Linked DNA regions of Homo sapiens: region 2 is linked to region 1. The links are chromatin contacts, found by Hi-C in ENCODE. All regions are on one chromosome and are shown on one strand. Each heading gives the region's core, a stretch centred on a gene start or an enhancer-like site at or near the end of the contact. The rest is flanking DNA. Distances are from core to core; before and after follow the strand shown.

What was found. A loop is a pair of places that touch in the nucleus more often than their neighbours do. Pooled maps may share reads with other maps.
Region 2: a map of B cell shows a loop between it and region 1 (20-fold over the local background). The contact joins the promoter of UQCRC2 here to the promoter of LDAF1 in region 1. A Hi-C loop is called at or near these places in 3 of 168 maps with a recorded cell type or tissue (B cell, heart left ventricle and heart right ventricle), 1 of 37 single-sample maps with no recorded cell type and 10 of 50 pooled maps.

Annotation. Positions count from the first base shown.
Region 1 is chr16:21,157,255-21,160,285 of GRCh38, reverse strand. LDAF1 (lipid droplet assembly factor 1) reads right to left here and starts at 1,612. Exons shown (of 5, transcript NM_001301771.2): 1 at 1,540-1,612. It also overlaps a transcript of DNAH3 not described here. RefSeq lists enhancers at 331-480, 615-1,115 and silencers at 1,373-1,552, 1,603-1,732.
Region 2 is chr16:21,951,943-21,954,973 of GRCh38, reverse strand. It overlaps UQCRC2 (ubiquinol-cytochrome c reductase core protein 2), which reads right to left and starts at 1,613. Exons shown (of 14, transcript NM_003366.4): 1 at 1,518-1,613. The coding sequence starts at 1,550. RefSeq lists enhancers at 1,271-1,320, 1,331-1,500, 1,015-1,732, 1,821-2,280.

The DNA of each region.
Region 1 (3,031 bases), core at 363-2,862:
TGAGTTTTCAAATATAAAAAAAAAATCATTCTTATTTTATATTTCCCAGAACTGGCTGGACACAGAGATATCTTTTCCATTTCTCCCTTTAAACTGACCTGACCTACAGTACAAATGCTTAAAAGATTGTGTCCACGTGGCCAAAATTAATTGAGAGATCCTCACATTTATTTATCATATAGGGGGTAATTTTATCTACTACTAAGCTGTACAGGGTCTAGTATGCAAATTAAAGCACATTTTAATCATCCCAGCTAGACATCCTCTGCTACTTCCCTTTTGTAAAACAAGAAACCCTTTGGAGGGGAAAGTTGAGGAGGGGACTAATCCCACCACCCCACATTCTCTCTTTGAAGCTGCCTCTGGCGTAGGTCTTGAACTTGGGATGTTCCCAGCACTCAGTTCCCATAATCTCATCTCTGCAGCAAGCAGAAACAAGCGGAGTTCCCCTTACAGGTCTCCTTTGGCCTGGGAGCCTCAAGTGCCACCCAGACCGGTTTGGGGAGTCCGATGAGAGAGTGCGTGGGGCGAATGCCATCGGCCACAGCCTTCAAATGCGTCTACCTGGCCACCAATTCCCAGACCCCCTGGTCACTCACTCCTCGGAGGGGCCTCCCCAGGCACGGAGCTGTCTCCCGAGAAGGGAAAGCGAGAACCCGGCGCGGCCAAGGAGTGCCCCGCCTTCTTCACGCCTGGGGGACTGGGCCAGGCCAACACCAGCTAACCCTTTCCCCTTCCAAGGCTCCAAATAAATCTCCTGGCCCTCCCACCCCCGAACCTCCAGGGGAAAACGGCTACCTCGAAAGTTCAAGCTGGGAGGAGGGGTCACATCTCTGGTTGGGGGATGGGAGCTACAGGGCGCCTCGAGCTCACACTGGCCGCCCCTCCCCATCCGGGCCCAGCCTTTCAGCGTTCAAAAGCCAGGGAGACCCAAGGAGAGGAGGAAGGGAGTGAAATGCAGGTGGAGAGGGGGTCCGCGTCCCAGAAGGCACAGAGACTGAATAATGGGAACTCAGAGGGGAGTCGAGTACTTAGTTATTAATTTGGGGGTAAAGAAGCCCCCTTTGATACTTGCAGATCTCTCTGCAGCGATGGGGAAGGGGACCTCGGTGGAGAAGAGGGGCTGGGTGGTGAGGAAGGCGCCCGTTTTCAATAATCCTAGGGAGGTTTGCCTCGACGTCTTCCCCAGGTTCCCCAGAAAGGGGCACAGTCTCGGGGTGTGGTGGTGCTAGCTACCATTTTACCTAATCTAGTGGTAGTGTGTGTGTGTATGTGTGTGTGTGTTGGGGGGTGGCGGGGTGAGTGTGCATTTAGGGGTGGGGAGGAATCGTGTCTCCTCGTGCGCTCCCAGCCCCGTCCCGGCGACTCATAAGCAGGAGACGCCCCTTACACTAACCCCGGGGCAGAAAGCTACGGGCGTGGGACCCCGATAGCGCGCTCACGCCGTCGCCCCCGCGCTCCTCCTCTGTCCCCGCCCGGCGAGAGGGGTCTAGCCACCCGGGGCACCCGGACCCCCACCCCCAAGCTCCGAGCTCTCACCTGCTCCTGACCGCCGAGCAGCCCCCACCGCGTTTGCAGGCGAAGCGAAGAGAGGCAGGAGGAGGAACAAGAGGAAGAAGGAAAGAGCGTCCCGAGAGGGAGCCAGAGCCGCCTGCCTCCGCCCCCTGGCCCGGGCACCGCCCCTCGGCTCTTCTCCTCTGGGCTCGCCCCGCCCGTGGCCGGAAGGATCCGGCAAAGGCGCGCCAAGGCCCGGCGCCCAAGGCTTTGCAAAGCGCGCTCGCTCCCACTGGCTTTCGGAGCCACTAGAACAAGCCCTGAGAGGTTGACAGCTGAGGAAACTGAGGCTCAGAGAGTGTCCCTTCCCACACGACTGGCTTGGAGTGAGAAAGCTCAGACCACCTTCAAGACAGGCAGACTGGCAGCCGAGAATGAGTTTTCCAAGGGTGTCAGGGTTTCCCCTCCTGTATGCCTAAAACCAGCTGCTCTGGAACGTCTCTGGCGCTCAAGACACACACGTGATGAAGTATCACCCTGGCTGGAAGTTTTTAACCATGACTGCTCAAATGCGAATGTCATAAGCCAGTGAGATCCTTTCAGATGGATTGGATGTCCATTTTACACATGAAAAAGTCCAGGCTGAGAGAGACAAGATAAATCAATCCAAATTCCTCGGTTTGCATGGATCCAAGTCGGAGCAGGAGCCCCTGTTTCCCCTGGCCCCAAATCTGCCCTATAGAGTAAGGTTTCTGAATAGTATGCTATTGACATTTGGGGCGGAATAATTCTGTTTCTGAGCTGTGGATTGTAGAATGTTTAGCAATATCCTAGCCTCTACCCATTAGATGCCAGTTACAAGAACCGCCCCCCCCCACCTCCAGTTGTGTCTCAAAATATTGCCAAATGTCCCCTGGAAGGCCCCATCGTCCCGAGGTGAGAACCACTGCTATAGAGCATGATGGCAACTTACTGTGTGACTAAGTAACCTCTCTGAACCATGGCTTCAACCATAAATTAGAGAGAGGGATAAGCCCAACCATTGGTCTGCTGTTGCACAGTTCTCAGCCACTTTCCAGACAGGGACCTGTGTTGACCGACCTCTCCTCTTTGCCTGTGGCCATAGCAACCTGGAAAATAAGTCTTTAGATAACAAAAAGCTGGCAGGGTGCGGTGGCTCACACCTATAATCCCAGCACTTTGGGAGGCTGAGGTGGGCAGATCACTTGAGGCCAGGAGTTCCAGACCAGCCTGGCCAACATGGTGAAACCCCATCTCTACTAAAAATATAAAAACTAGCCAGGCATGGTGGTGCGCACCTGTAATCCCAGCTACTCGGGAGGCTGAGGCAGAAGTATCGCTTGAACCTGGGAAGTAGAAGTTGCAGTGAAGACACTGCACTCCAGCCTGGGCAACAGAGTGAGACCCTGTCTCAAAAAAAAAAAAAAAAAAAAAGAAGCAATCACAGGGTTGTAGTGAGGACTGGTGCAATAGTGTGGCTGTGGCTGTCGAGAACTTAGCACCTATTGAGGCACAG
Region 2 (3,031 bases), core at 364-2,863, 790 kb before region 1:
AAGAGATTCTCCTGCCTCAGCCTCCTGAGTAGCTGGGATTAGAGGCGCCCACCACCACCACGCCCGGCTATTTTTTTTTTTTTTGTATTTTTAGTAGAGACGGGGTTTCACCATGATGGCCAGACTGGTTTCGAACTCCTCATCTCAAGTGATCCGCCTGCCTCTGACTCCCAAAGTGCTAGGATTACAGGTGTGAGCCATCGCGCTCCGCCGGTAATGTGCTTCTTAATCGTCCCATTCAAATCAGCAAATTATCCTAGTAACTGTCATGCAATCTTCTAAATTATTTTGTTCTAATAACAAGATATATCTAAGTTTATTCTCCTATATAAAGTGCTAAAATTAGACACATAAATAATTGCTTTCAAGTTTACTGCAATTTGTTTACTTTGGGCCTCTCCAACTGTTTTCTCTGAGCTTTTTCTGTTGCAAAATAGAATGGAGAAGGAAATGTTGGGGTCTTTTGCCAATCTAACCGTGCTTCCCTCCAAGGGTAATCACTGGTGTGTCTAGGTATACCTGGAAGGTTAATGCAATTACAGCCTAAATCGATATAGCCCACAGCACATTTATGTAAACATAAAGCATAAGAACATTCCATGCCCAGGTCTGGTCTTCTGCATCTCCATCTAGGGGGGTTTCTCAACACAGGTACTACTACTGGCACTTGGGGCTAGATAATTCTTTGCTGTAAGGCGAAGTTTAGCAGCATCCCTGGCCTCTCCATGCCAATAGCACCCTCCTTACAAGTTGTTGCAACTAAATATGTCTCCAAACATCGCCACCGGTTCCCTGGGGGCATTCTGTCCCTCGCTATGATTTTTTAAGTGTTCCCCCTTACCCCTCTTAATAACCACTGTCCCACAGTGATATAACCCTGATGTGTGAGTTTTCCCCAAGTGACAGCTATGTTTAATTTAGGCTTGAAGGGGAAACTTAATTAAGGAGCTTTTGAGGACAAACAGAGACGTCTTGGAGGAACCGTCTAACATACGATCAAGAAAAGCAACGTTAGACTACTAAGACACCATAGTATTTAACAATGAAGTTCCAGGTACTGTAATAAGTGTTCTATCTGCATTAGCTCCTTTCTTATACTTTTATTCGCTGGGGAAACTGACGCTCCGTGATAAACCAAGGAGCAGAGGCTGCAGCGGATAAAGTGAAGGTGGGGGGCTAAGTGCGCCGTCCTCCCGCTCCCCCTGGGTTTCACGGTCTCTTTCTCCAGCACTTGAGTACCGGAGTGACCTTCAGAAGTCTCTCCAAGGACTCGCTTCAACTCCGCTCTCACGTCCTGCCCCTCTCTTCAGGTTTCCCGGTGTTAGGTCTCTTGTGCTCACAGCATGAGCTGGGCCTCCAAAGCCTGACCCAGTCTGCAGCCCACTTGGCCCGCAGGGTTCAGCTGAAGGGCAGACCGAATCCCAAGGCCCAGACCCCAGACCAGACACCTCCGCCTCGTATCACCTTGTCGACACACTGCTCCCCAGCCCTTTCCCAAACCCGCCACCTGAGCTCACCGAGAAAGAGCCGGCTCTGGTTAGTAGCTTCATGATTCAAGATTGTTCTGACACACGGTCACTGCCGGATTAAAGGAAAGCAAGATGGTGGCGGAGGCCGGGAGTTTCCCAGCGTTCCCCGCTAACACTTTCCCACGTCCCCTTCGTGAGGTACTCTCTATACTGCCGCGCTCTACTGCTCTCTTTATAAGGTTGGACCAGTCCAATTCCTCCAAGACTCAGAATAGGGAGACGCACAATTTCCCAAGTAAATATATGCAGAGAATAATGTACGTCACTGCTTTTTGCGTTCTTCTCCTAGCCTGAATATCCAGTATGCACCCCTTTTCTAAGTACGTCTGCAGCAGCCTGTCACAACTCCCCCCGCTATCTTGGGCTCTTCCGCTCAGCATTGTCCAATGGGACGCGCCTCTCTTGGGACTCCGCATGCGCCCTCCGGGATGACACCTGCACTGGAGGCCCTGGGTTTCCGCGTTCCTGGACGTTGGAGGCTTCAGGAGATTCCTGCCACTCCACCTTTCTGCAGAGGTATTGGGTATCGAAGCCCGGCGTAGTTGCCTCTCGCTGGGTGAAGTCCTTACTGGATCTTTAGCTCCGTGAAACAGGGGCCTCGTTCAACGTATTCGCCGCTGTGTCCCCCAGAGCAGGCCCGGGACACACCGGGAGGGTCAGCAACCTCGGGGAATCATCACAAGGCTTTTGGTCTCGTGGAATTTACGTCCTAGGCTGGGGCTACATAGAATATAAAAACTTAGCTATAGTTTTTGTGTTAGGAAAATAGAAATGTTTTGGATAGTAGGTGTGTTATGTGAGCCGAAACCGGCAGTTGGAGAAAGTCAGTCACGTGACGACTTGGGGCGGGGGCGTTCACTCCGGTCCTCAGCGAGTGTTAACCCAGAAAGTGCCTTGAGCTAGGCACTATGCCAACGCGAGAGGCGTGGTCCCTGCCCTTTAGGGACTTTAGAGTTTCGTACCTTGCTACGTTGCTTGGTTGGGAAACCGACAGTATCAGCATCAATATCATTTAGGAGTTGATTAGAAATGTATGAACTCCAGGTCCCATATTGGATCCGAATCGGTGTTTTTACAAGATCCTGGGATGACTTCGTATGCACAATAGTTTCAGAAAGGCTGGTGGTGTAGACGTTACAAGGCATAGGCAAATGTACTTTCTTTTTGCCTTGTGTCTGAATTGCTCCAGGCCTACAACGGACTTGGGCTCTCTAATTAAGATCTGGGCATTAAGAACCTGGCACCAACCCAATTTCTGTGCCTGCTGGGGACGCCCTCAACCCAATTCATACCACACAGTTTCCCCACATGTGGTAGATTTAACACTAGTGGTGCGTGAGATGATTTTAAGTTGGTACATAGATGAACACTTCCATTTTTTCCTTTTAAAAATTTGTATAAATTTAAGGGGCGCAAGTACAGTTATGTTATATGGATATATTGCAGTAATGGTGAAGTCTGGGCTTTTAGTGTACCCATCACCCGAATAATGTACATGGTAC